Linked DNA regions of Homo sapiens: region 2 is linked to region 1. Evidence: chromatin loops called from intact Hi-C (ENCODE). Cell type or tissue: heart left ventricle. All regions are shown on one strand.

Evidence for each region. A loop is a pair of places that touch in the nucleus more often than their neighbours do. Peaks named below come from ENCODE experiments on the same cell type or tissue, not always from the same donor. Only the 100,000 strongest peaks of a DNase experiment are listed, where the experiment ranks them.
Region 2: a loop joins it to region 1, with 2.4 times the contacts of the local background. A loop is called at or near these places in 3 of 110 quality-filtered maps.

Annotation. Positions count from the first base shown.
Region 1 is chr2:2,224,000-2,226,499 of GRCh38, forward strand. The region is part of intron 2 of MYT1L (myelin transcription factor 1 like); the gene reads right to left. Among named protein-coding and RNA genes, the nearest start is that of MYT1L-AS1, 94 kb to the right of the region's middle. In heart left ventricle, no CTCF peak of the experiment used is centred here; no DNase peak of the experiment used is centred here.
Region 2 is chr2:1,909,437-1,911,936 of GRCh38, forward strand. It overlaps MYT1L (myelin transcription factor 1 like), which reads right to left. Exons shown (of 25, transcript NM_001303052.2): 13 at 804-911. Among named protein-coding and RNA genes, the nearest start is that of PXDN, 170 kb to the left of the region's middle. In heart left ventricle, a CTCF peak has its summit at 1,314 (motif pointing right); no DNase peak of the experiment used is centred here.

The sequences.
Region 1 (2,500 bases):
TGACAGGTGGAGTGTGTATGTTGTGTGAGGTAACTTTAAGGTGTCCATCTAAATGCAAGGCTCATCTAAGCATCTGAAAGACAAAATAATGAATTGGTGGGGAGTTATCTAAGGAGGACAAGCCTGTCTGAGGGCATAACCCCACTTCCAGTGAGCCTTTGGTCAATTTGTATGTGAACAGGATCTTCTGCCTTTCTTATAGGGAAGAATTCTGTGACGAGTTGGCCCCTCCTTGCCCATCTGAGAGCCCATTGTGCACTCCCTCATTTAAAATAGCAGGGTGTGACAGCAACAGATGGCACCCAGAAAGGAGGCGTGGCGAGACCTTCCAGCAGACAGCAAAGGAAGAAGGTCCATGGGCTCAGTGTCCCTCAAAACTAACATCCCCAAAAAGACCGGAGAGCTGGCGAGGTGACAGCCATGCTGCTCTTTCTAATTGCAAACGTTTGCCAGTGAGAAGAAAAGGAATTAGATTAGGTTCAGCCTCATCGCACCCCATGCCATAACTATTTTTCCCATTAAGAAAATAAATGTTTCAGGCTGGGCACGGTGGCTGAAGCCTGTAATCTCAACACTTTGGGAGGTCAAGACGGGCGGATCACGAGGTCAAGAGATTGAGACCATCCTGGCTAACAAGGTGAAACCCTTTCTCTACTAAAAATACAAAAAATTAGCCAGGTGTGGTGGCGGGCACCTGTAGTCCCAGCTACTTGGGAAGCTGAGACAGGAGAATGACATGAACCCGGGAGGCGGAGCTTGCAGGGAGCTGAGATTGAGCCACTGCACTCCAGCCTGGGCAACAGAGCAAGACTCCGTCTCAAAAGAAAAAAAAAAAAAGGAAAATAAATGTTTCAAATCCTTGAGAAAGGTCTTAACCAGGGCTAGCCTTATGCTTGTGTGCTGGGCAGTCATACGCTGGGTTTGAGCCTCATGCTTGTTTGCTGGGCTCCACGCTGGGTTTGAGGTTCTGTCACCGTCTTGGAAACTTTAATATGCTTGAAAAACAGGCCGTGGGTTTTTATTTTGTACTGGGTCCCACACATTGTGTGACCAGTCCTGTCTAAGACATCCACCTTTAGAGATGGCACCCTTTGGACACTGTTTAAAGGTTTTTTTTTTTTCTCAGTCTCCTTGCCTCAAATCAGATCTGCCCCAGCTGTGAGTGGCCACAGCCCCAACACACAGCACTCTGTTCCTGCCTTAATCCTCTCCTCACTCCCCTCAACTAACCAACCCCAGGCCTCTTCCAGTCTCTGCAACACTGCAAATTCAGGGGTTACCAACCAGGGCAGGGGGTTGTAGTTGGCCTCCCGCTGTCCCCTTCAGTGCCCAGGTCATTGGCAGGAATGGGGATGGGACATCTTCAGCTTTTGAAAGCTCCCAAGGCAGCACCTACCTACGTACACCCCAGTTGCAAACCACCTCCCCGTCCACTCTCCAGTCTCGTCTCGGGCTAAATTCCACCCAGGTGACCCCAGTCTGGGACATGGACATTGCTGGTTGGGAGTGGTCTAAAAACCGTGAGGCTGGTCTCATTGACTCGACCTTTACTTTCCTCAGTTCATGTTCCATAATTCCAGCACAGATTTACTACACCGTGGTCTCTCCTGGGCTGTCCCACACCAGCCTCTCCAGCAGGCAACTCCCCACCCCTGCTTGCCTCCTCCTGCTCCTCCATGAGCCGGGGCGGGGGTGGGGGCAGGTGAAGTAGAATCTGGTACAACTGCTTAATTAGAGTGGGTAGCTAGGTATACAAATGTAAAAAAAAATATCATGGAGAAACTTAAGGGGAAAATACCCCACAATAGCAATCTGAGGAGGGCTGAGTGACAATCAAACAAAGGTCCCTTCCGTGTTGCCCCATTCTGCTATGAAGTAGGAACTTTCCTAGCTGCACTTTACAGATGAGAAAACTGCCACGAGTATAAGAAGCTTGCCCCAGGTCAGAGAGTGAGGGTGGAATGGGGACATGGATGCAGGCTGCCTTGGCTCCAGACGCTAACTCCTAAGCACCATGTTAAGTCATGGCACCACCAGAGGGGTGGGGATGAACAACTTTGCCTTTCTGGCACCTTTTCTTTCTTATAGATGCATCCATGAGCCAGTATCTAGAGGCGGCAATGCAGGAAGAGCCAGAAAGCAAAGGCCAGAACCCACTGTTCAGGCTTGCTGCACCCCAAAACTCTTCACAGCAACATTGAGTCCTAGTTGTGCGGCCTGCCAGGGTGTTTGCTGATCACTTGTGAAAACTAGGAACATAGCGGGGGCTTTTCAACATCGTATCAGCCTGTGCCTTCCAACATCATAATTGAGGAGGAATGAAGCATATTTGTTCTATAATAAAACAGGTTAATATAAAATTAGATGGATGGAATATAATTCTCACACCATAAAATCCACCTTCATTGAAGTGTTTGTCTTATGAGTTTCAGAACATCCAGAGTCATGGCCGTGGACACCGCTCTCCTGGATCCCGTCCACCCTGGGGATGTGCTGTCCC
Region 2 (2,500 bases), 310 kb before region 1:
CATAGAGACAAGGACGCGTGTTTCTGCTGTGATGTTGTGTGAAAAGGCAGGATATGTGACAATTGTCATAGTTTTCATGTAGATGAGGATTTCAAACAACACGTAAGAATGAAAGCTGTATAGAAGGGCTGAGTGAATGGGGAGCTTATCCTCCCAAAACTTCAATAAAACAGTGGTTTCAGCCGGATGATCTGCGACATTGTAACACTGATTGACCCACTGTAACATTCGGGTCAGTCATTTAACCTCCGCACTCTGGATTTTCTCACTTGCCAAACGGAGGTGACAACACCTACTCCCACCTACACCTCAGGGCATTGGGCGTAACAGGAGGGAGCTCTGCCGGTTTTGCACGCGAGAGCTTCCACACGTGTGCACAGGGTGCTCATACCCCTGGCATCGTCAGAAACATCAGCACCAGCCTTAGTTGGTGTGAGGCCCTATCCTGCAAAATATGACAAAATTACCTTGGACATCTCAGTAATTTTCAAAGCTTCCCTTTCATCTAGCACTCAGACTCATGAAATACCAGGTCCAGAAACAAAACCAGAAATGATTTCCTCCAATTCTCTCATGTAAATTGTCACAGCGAATCCGCAGACACCAGGGGAAGAATGACACCCTTGCCCTCACACAGCCTGGCCTGGAGTGAGGGGTCCTGGCCCCGGCTTCCAGCACAGCCCCGCCCTCCAGTCCCTGCCCCTGCTGCTGTAGGGACATGCCCTGAGCGGGTGTCCCCAGCGCTCCGAGGTGTGGGGCAGACTATGGATAGAGCTCACGGATGGTGCACTCCTGCTGGGTACCTGAGCACGCGGTCCGAGGCCTGGCTGGACTTGGACACGTCGCAGCTCTGGTGCTTTTCCTGTGCCTTGGCCAGTTTCTCTGCTGCAGCGATCGGGCATCCGGAGAGGCTGCAATCACAGAAAGCGGGTTGAATGGTCCCGCCTCAAACACCTTCACAGCACACTAATCCTCCCTTAGCACCAAGACCCTGATGCAGGTGGAGCTGGTGAGGGAGGGGTAGTTTCCCAAACCTGGCACAGGCAGTCCTGATGGGTGGACTGGGAGAGGGGGAGGTAGTCATGTTTCCAGGTGCATGCTTTCTGCTGGTCTCCAGCAGAGAATGCTGGCGGCAGTGCTATGTGTGAGGTGTATTCAATCCTTCCCAATGAGAGCATCCCAGCTCCCATGCATTCGGGAGGACATAGCTGGTGAAAACTGTAGACAGATTCCATTTCTGGAGATGAAGAATTAACAGCTTGGGTAGGATGAGTTTTGAAGCCCCAGAATGGCAATGAATTGACTGTTACCAGAAGATGGAGCTCCAAGCTGATTTCCTAAATGCTATTGACTGTGGCGTCTGGGGGGCCTGTCTGACTTTAGCCCTTTGGTGTTCTCCACAAGCAGGGAAATGAAAGTGGAGAGGAAAGCAGAATGATTTCTAGGACTGCAATAAAATGTTTTGTGGAGCCAAATAGTTCAGGCTTAGTCTAGACGGAGGAGACAGCAGCTGGGCTCTTTTGTGTGCAAGCTCACTTTATGTGAAATCACCGTGTCTGCTCTGTGGGTGTCTACATACGTATCTGCTCATATGCACAGACGCTCACCCCATATATGTGTCATATCCCAAAAATACGCCTGTGCTGAGGTTTGACGGAGGCCCTGACGCTGCGGATGCTGCATCGAACAGCACACAGCACGCACCTCTCCAACCTATCGATCATTTCCTGCTTCTGCAGATTAAACACCTGAATGTCTCTGGAGGGCACAGTGGTCATTTGTTTCATTATAAATGTAACACAAAGGACCAGGTTTGCCAGTCAGACAAGCAAAAATTAGAGTGAAGCTTGTAACAGTTTCCTTCTTTTAGATACAATTTTACGTGAACTCATAAAACCATAGACTGTAAGACAAACTTTAAAAGAATCACTTTTTGGCCTCTGGGAAAAAAAAAGTTATCAGATAAGAACGCAATATTATGGGCAGCTGAGTAGTTCTTATCAAGTCTGCACAGGACAGGAAAAGAGAACTCAGATCTTTCACAAACAAAAGAGTGGTTCTGAGTCCATTGGTTAGCAGGAGTCCAGAATCTATTTCCCTGGCACCCCAGCCTCCCACAGACCACCCCCCAACCTGCTAAACATCTGCAGGTTTTCTGAAGACGTCCATACTTGTGACCTGGGGTTTCCATAGAATTCCAAGGGCAGCCAAGCCAAGCTACACACTGTACAGGCGTGCTGCATTCCAGGCCACGTCCTGTCCAATGAACACTAGGACAGCCCTGTCTTCACCTCGGAGGACAGCGAAGGCTTGGTCTCCTTCCTTCCAGCCATTGTAAATGGTCATGGTTTCCACTCCTGATACTATACCCTGCTATGATAAGGTGGGTGGGGCAACTAAAACCATCCAGTTTGCACCACAAGGGCGTGGAGTGCTTTCACTCCCGTGCATTATATGGAGGTGCCCGCACTTGGGGAGCACGGTGGGGAGCACCATATGG